2 separate regions of the Homo sapiens genome follow, and region 1 is linked to region 2. Evidence: chromatin contacts called from ENCODE Hi-C data. All regions are on one chromosome and are shown on one strand. Each heading gives the region's core, a stretch centred on a gene start or an enhancer-like site at or near the end of the contact. The rest is flanking DNA. Distances are from core to core; before and after follow the strand shown. Region 1 overlaps ADAMTSL3 (ADAMTS like 3). Region 2 overlaps ADAMTSL3 (ADAMTS like 3).

What was found. A loop is a pair of places that touch in the nucleus more often than their neighbours do. Pooled maps may share reads with other maps.
Region 1: a loop to region 2 is called in a pooled map, with 2.3 times the contacts of the local background. The contact joins two enhancer-like sites. A Hi-C loop is called at or near these places in 5 of 37 single-sample maps with no recorded cell type and 2 of 50 pooled maps.

Annotation. Positions count from the first base shown.
Region 1 is chr15:83,982,184-83,985,853 of GRCh38, forward strand. ADAMTSL3 (ADAMTS like 3) reads left to right here. Exons shown (of 30, transcript NM_207517.3): 21 at 90-1,161. Among named protein-coding and RNA genes, the nearest start is that of GOLGA6L4, 250 kb to the right of the region's middle. RefSeq lists a silencer at 1,540-1,729. Within about 2 kb of position 2,053, at least 2 of the 41 ENCODE cell types and tissues checked have a DNase peak (open chromatin) inside an H3K27ac peak, as active enhancers do.
Region 2 is chr15:83,870,111-83,873,734 of GRCh38, forward strand. It overlaps ADAMTSL3 (ADAMTS like 3), which reads left to right. Exons shown (of 30, transcript NM_207517.3): 9 at 692-849. Among named protein-coding and RNA genes, the nearest start is that of ADAMTSL3, 220 kb to the left of the region's middle. RefSeq lists an enhancer at 2,123-2,172. Within about 2 kb of position 1,952, at least 2 of the 41 ENCODE cell types and tissues checked have a DNase peak (open chromatin) inside an H3K27ac peak, as active enhancers do.

The DNA of each region.
Region 1 (3,670 bases), core at 803-3,302, 110 kb after region 2:
TATCAGCCTTGAAAGATTACTGTCAAAAAGTCTGTATTTTTGAGATGTTTATTCGTATTTTCTTTTCTTTCTTTTTTTTTTTCTTGGAGAAATCAAATCAGAGATGAAGACAAAACTTGGTGAGCAGGGTCCGCAGATCCTCAGTGTCCAGAGAGTCTACATTCAGACAAGGGAAGAGAAGCGTATTAACCTGACCATTGGTAGCAGAGCCTATTTGCTGCCCAACACATCCGTGATTATTAAGTGCCCCGTGCGACGATTCCAGAAATCTCTGATCCAGTGGGAGAAGGATGGCCGTTGCCTGCAGAACTCCAAACGGCTTGGCATCACCAAGTCAGGCTCACTAAAAATCCATGGTCTTGCTGCCCCCGACATCGGCGTGTACCGGTGCATTGCAGGCTCTGCACAGGAAACAGTTGTGCTCAAGCTCATTGGTACTGACAACCGGCTCATCGCACGCCCAGCCCTCAGGGAGCCTATGAGGGAATATCCTGGGATGGACCACAGCGAAGCCAATAGTTTGGGAGTCACATGGCACAAAATGAGGCAAATGTGGAATAACAAAAATGACCTTTATCTGGATGATGACCACATTAGTAACCAGCCTTTCTTGAGAGCTCTGTTAGGCCACTGCAGCAATTCTGCAGGAAGCACCAACTCCTGGGAGTTGAAGAATAAGCAGTTTGAAGCAGCAGTTAAACAAGGAGCATATAGCATGGATACAGCCCAGTTTGATGAGCTGATAAGAAACATGAGTCAGCTCATGGAAACCGGAGAGGTCAGCGATGATCTTGCGTCCCAGCTGATATATCAGCTGGTGGCCGAATTAGCCAAGGCACAGCCAACACACATGCAGTGGCGGGGCATCCAGGAAGAGACACCTCCTGCTGCTCAGCTCAGAGGGGAAACAGGGAGTGTGTCCCAAAGCTCGCATGCAAAAAACTCAGGCAAGCTGACATTCAAGCCGAAAGGACCTGTTCTCATGAGGCAAAGCCAACCTCCCTCAATTTCATTTAATAAAACAATAAATTCCAGGATTGGAAATACAGTATACATTACAAAAAGGACAGAGGTCATCAATATACTGTGTGACCTTATTACCCCCAGTGAGGCCACATATACATGGACCAAGGATGGAACCTTGTTACAGCCCTCAGTAAAGTAAGTAAAATAAAAATGCAGTATTCATTTTTGCACTACCTTCTTAATGGCTATTCCAGTTTTCTTGAAAATATTTTCAAATTCCTCTCCTAAGCATGTGTTTCCAACAGGATTCTTTAGGAAAGAAACTAAAAAATGTTAAGATGTGTTTTTCACATATACGTTGGAATTTTTAAATTCAACCGCCATATCATCCCAATCACTGTCGTAGAGGTGTGATATGACTGGATCCAGCAAGAATAAGTTTAAGCATATATACACTCCCCCTTTACTCAGCACTTGGCATTTAAAAATAAAATCAATATAAGGCCATTTTAAAAGTAAGCTTATTAATAGTAATCCTACATTATGTTGGAACTGCAAATCAGAATTTACAGAGCTCTTCCATGTCTAGGAGATGTGGTATCTTATTTGAGCTCACATCAGCCCCATGAGATTGGCAGGGCAGGGGTTAACCTTTCTGATGAGGTAATTGAGAAGCAGAATCCCATGACTACTTCATGGCCAATCAGAACCAAGGGCCGTATCTCTTGAATACCCACCAGTGGTATTTGAGTATCACACAAATACGTAGCCTTGTCAAAAGCTTGGGTATCTGAAGTAGTTTTCTATTATCATGCAATTTTTAAATGTCATACAATCCAAAAATAAGAATCATAGTGTTTTGAGATGTTCAAAACACAGTATTAAGTCACATATTATTCTGATCTCTATGCCAGTGTAAAAATGTCACATTTCCTTTATTTTACATAACAGATACTAATTTACTTTTGCATTCTTTATTGCCTTCAAATCTTGCTGTTTGTATACAAAGTACTATAGACATTGTGCCTTCTTTTGATTCACATGTAAGAGCTCCAGCTCTACCTTATCTGCCTTTAGAGATCGTTAAGAGACACAAATAACACAGCAGATGTGAAACTGTTTTGCATATCACAAGGTACTTTCAAAATGCAAGTTTTACTTTTATCATGTCCTTTGTGCATTGAGCCTCGTATGTGAAACATCAGAAAAAACTTAGGTAAAATTCAGTTTTTTAAAATAATAAACTATTAGGCTATATCTTAAAAAGGTAGAAAAAATCTAATTTTTGAATTTTTAATGCTAGAACTATGAACACAAGAGTACAATGAAATTTTAGAAGTAGAATAAACCTTAAAACATAGCAGTTCTCAGAGCTTTTGGTTTTAGACTCTTTAAAATTTAAAAATGATTGAGGAGCCTAAAGAGCTTTTGTAAATGTGAGTTGTATCTATTGCTGTTTACCTCACTAGAAATTAAAACCAAGAAACATTGAAAATATCTCCATTAATCTATTTAGAAAAAATAATGGGCCTATAACATGTTCATACAAATAACATATTTTTTGAAAACCCTCCCCCTGCCACCAAAATTACTGATAACAGTGGAATTGCTTTCCATCTTTGCAGATCTCTTTAATGTCTGGTATAATAAAAGAAGACAGCTGGATTCTTTTTCCACATCTGTTGTGAAATGTTGTTTTAGTTAAAGTATATGGAGAAAATAAATGTGTGCTATACAAATGTGTTAGCTGGAAGAGAAAGAATATTTTAATATCTTTTCAGATAATTGTGGATACTCTTTAATTCTACACTAAAACTAGACAAAGGGTCATTTCTCAAAGGTTAGTTGAAATGTGCAATCTGAAACTATATTAATGAAATGTTGGTACTCTGTTTAATGAAATCTGCTGTTTTTTTCTTGCATTTTGAATAGACTTTTTACCCATACAAGATTTTTTAACACCATACATTGGTCATTTGGAAAATATTGGCTCACTGAGTGATACAGGCCTTCCAAATGTTGGTGCATTTCATTATGCAATGTAAAAAAAATACACATTTAAAAAAATCACCGTGTATCTCATAAAAAAAAAAGTCTTTAAGTTTTGGGAAGCTGTCAGACTTACAGTGGTGGATACCAGTTTTCCAAAATTCTAATTTTCACATCAAACCTTTTTCATCATTGGCAACAAATACTGTCAGTTGTGTCATTGAATTGGCCAGCTCATTTAAAAAATATATATATATATATCTACCAAATACCCAACTTTAAATCATAGTGTGGACTTTTTTGTCATAGTTTATTGGTCATTCTTTCAAGTAAAAATCATATTCCATGAAAGAAGCCACCAGTTCTTCAGCATGCAGTGGAAGTGCTTTGTGTGTACTTCCCATTGTGTCGTATGGGATATGAAAAACGTATGGACCCAAGGGTCAAGATTTAGTAAGATTAATACCTTTTACTACTTCATTAAAGACATTTCTTTTTTTTTCTTTTCTTTATTGAGACAGTCTCGCTTTGTCACCCAGGCTGGAGTGCAGTGGTGGCATCTCAGCTTACTGCAACCTCTGCCTCCTCGTTTCAAGTGATTCTCCTGCTTCAGCCTCCCAAGTAACTGGGATTACAGGTGAACACCACCACCCCCAGCTAATTGTATTTTTAGTAGAGATAGGGTTTCACCATGTTGGCCAGGTTGGTCTTGAAC
Region 2 (3,624 bases), core at 702-3,201:
TTTGTTCATGTGAAAGCAAATTCACATAAAGGGGTTTCATGCACAAGGGAGGTCTTTGTGGCAATGGAGTGGTTCTGTATTTTGATTGTGGTGGTGGGTGATAAAATGGCATTGAACTATATGCACATATTGTACCAGTGTCAATTTCCTGGTTTTGATATTCAACTATACTTTTGTAACATGTAAACATTAGACAAAAGGGAATGAAGGTTACAAAGGACCTCTCTATACTATTTTTGCAACTTCCTGTTAATCTGAAATTATTTCAAAATCAAAAGTTTTGTTTGATAAAAAGCAAATTTGAAATTTGCTGTGATTTTTGTCTAAAAGAGTAGGCATAAGATCTTTTGAACAAGTAATAAAATGAGTGAACATAGCTTTACTTTGAGTATTAGCTAAATCATGAAAACATATAAAGAAAGAAAAGTTTTCTCTTTCCCCTTATGCTAGAAATGGCTCCAAATATTTGAGTAGAACTATTTGGGCCTGCCACCCTTGTTAGCTCCTTTTGTTACGGGCAATTAAAAATCTGATATATCTATTCCACCAATATCAATGAATGTTTGTAAACTGAGTGGCTATTTTGACATTGTTTTGATATCATATACTGACATTGTATTTGCTAAAATGTCTTTTGTAATAAAATACCTTTAAGATTGTTTCTTATTTGAATCATATATTTTAATTTTAGTTATTGAATCAAAAACACTTCAAGGAAGCAAAGGAGAACACAGCTTTAACAGCCCCGGCGTCTTTCTCGTAGAAAACACAACAGTGGAATTTCAGAGGGGCTCCGAGAGGCAAACTTTTAAGATTCCAGGACCTCTGATGGCTGATTTCATCTTCAAGGTAGGATGATCCTCTTCATAAACTTCATGTACCTGAATCCCAGAACATCTTGATTTTTAAAACAATGAGTTTGTTTAGCAAGAGGTCATCAATCATTGTTTTTTATACAGAGCATGTGTCATCAATATTTCCATCTTGGCAGTCCATTCTTAAAAATTGTTCAGCACTCTTAAATTTCTGCTCCTAACCCTAACAGTTAAAAAACAAACTTCACTTTTATGGGGGAAGGATTGATTCTGTATTTATAATCTCTGGTTGCTTTGTTCAGTTTGTTTGTTGGTTTAAGAAACAGGGTCTCCCTGTGTTGCTCAGGCTGCTGCAGTGGCTATTCACAGCTGCAGTCATAGCCTTGAATTCCTGGGCCCAAGTGATCCTTCTGCCTCAACCTCCCAAGTAGCTGTGTTCAGTTTTAGATAGAGTTTGGTGAAAACGGCCGATGGTTAAATGCACCATATCCTAAACCAGTATTGTGCCGCTGCATGTCTTCTTGCAAAGGAGAGCAGAGACAACAGCGGCTCATTCCTTAGCCTCCTTTAAGATAGTTATCCTTAAGGCGTCTTTACTTCGACCTTCAGCCCTTAGAACATGCAGTCTTGCGGTGGGCTGATTCAAGATCAGGATTTGCTTCCCCAGATGTTCTATGACAGATACTTGTCACAAGATACCTTCAGAAGAACTCTTCTTCTCTGGAACCATGAGCCTGTGTCCCCTCTCTGGATACTGCTGGGGCATCTTCCCTCATTCAGAGGACATGAAGTATAGTGGCCAATATATTTCCAAGGTGACACAGTTTGAAACTCTTCTGATAAATTTGAAAATGCCTAAGAAATGAAAAAGATAGTTCAGTGTGTGGTTTTGCCGTATCCTGTTTCAGAAACCCATTCCAAAATGTAAATGGAAGCTAGGAAATAGCCCCAATTACCAGTTATATTTTTCTGTATGAAAAAAACCCTTTAGCTTTAAAAAGCTGTCTGTGTTCTACATATTAATTTGTCACGGAATGTTTCACTGAGACATCAGTTGTGTCAGCAGAGGAACATGCACGGAGGTAGATTAGAGTTGCTGACTCATCCCAATCCCTGAGATACAAATTCAGCCTGCAGTGGGACTGGCCAAGCGTTGGCCTGCACAGTGTATTGTTTTGTTTCTGAAACTTTGGATTTTGAATAATCAACTCTTAAAAATCAAGAGATTTTTACATCAAAAGATCAGGGTTTGTTTTTTTTTTCTTTCTGCTTCTCTGTAAAAATGGGAAGAGCTTGCATTTTACAATAGCAATAAGTGACTGTAACTGAGGAACAGCTGCCTTCCAGTCTCGGGTCTGCCGTGGTCCACACCACTGTGTATTGTGTCCCTAACACTAAAGGCGTAAGTGGTTGGTTGCCATTCATCCTGATCTGGGCATTTATAGCATCTGCCTAGCCTCCACAGACATTTATGTTTCTGACTTCTGTGTCATATCCTTAAAGCATTGATCCAATAGTCTTCTTAGACAGTCATATTATGAAAGGTTTTGGGGAAGCCATAATTACCTTTTTTTTTAAAGTCTCTCTCTGGTCTATTGTTATGACATAAATTCTATGCTTTCCTTGCCCTCCTTAGGGCCTTCCTATGTGATTCTCAAGTAGAAAATATACACCACACACACACACACACACACACACACACAGAGTTTTTGTTCTCTTTTAATTACTACTCAGAGAATCTGTATTCTTCTCAAGTCAACTTGGAGGTCCTTGACTGAATAGGAGACATTAATACAATGATGAAACGAGGAAAGTACCCACAAAGATTAGTATTTCAAGATATTGTTTGGTTACAGTGTCAGCATCAGTAGATCTTAATAATATATTGTTTATTGACACCATTTATAAAAACACACATAAGCTGCATATTTCTATGAGTTTGTATGTACACACACGTATATGTATATGTATATTTTTAAAAATAATTTGGAAGGATACATTTCAAAATGGAAACACTGAAAACAACAGTGACTATTTTAGAGGGGATAACATTTTGTAATATCTAATTCTTAAAATAATGTTTAAAAGGAAGAATGTGGCTGGGCGTGGTGGCTCATGCCTGTAATCCCAGCACTTAGGGAGGCCAAGGCGGGTGGATCACCTGAGGTCAGGAGTTCTAGACCAGCCTGTCCAACATGATGAAACCTCATCTCTACTAAAAATACAAAAATAGCCGGACGTGGTGGCACGCACCTGTAATCCCAGCCACTCAGGGGGCTGAGGCAGGAGAATTACTCCAACCCAGGAGGCAGAGGTTGCAGTGAGCCAAGATCGCACCACTGCATTCCAGCCTGGGCAACAGAGCAAGACTCCATCTCAAAAAAATAGTAATTAAAAAAATAAATAATAAAAAGTAAATGGAAGAATGAATTCTTTTGAAGTGGCCAAGTCAAGTAGTTGAATTTGAATTCATTTTTATACCATTGGTTTTTTTTGTTTGTTTGTTTTTGAGATAGGGTCTTGCTCTGTCACCCAGGCCAAGTACAGGCTGCAAGTAATCCTCTGGCCTCAGCCTCCCAACTACCTGGAACTACAGGCACACAACCCCACAGCCACCTAATTATTAATTTTTTTGTAGAGACAGAGTCTCACTATGTTACCCAGGCTGGCCTTGAACTCCTGGGCTCAAGCAACGCTCCTGCCTCAGCCTCCTAAAGAGCTGGGATTAGAGGTGTGAGCCACCATGGCTGGCCACATACTTTTATTATAAAACTCATTTTCCTCATCAAACAGTGGTAATACACTTTTG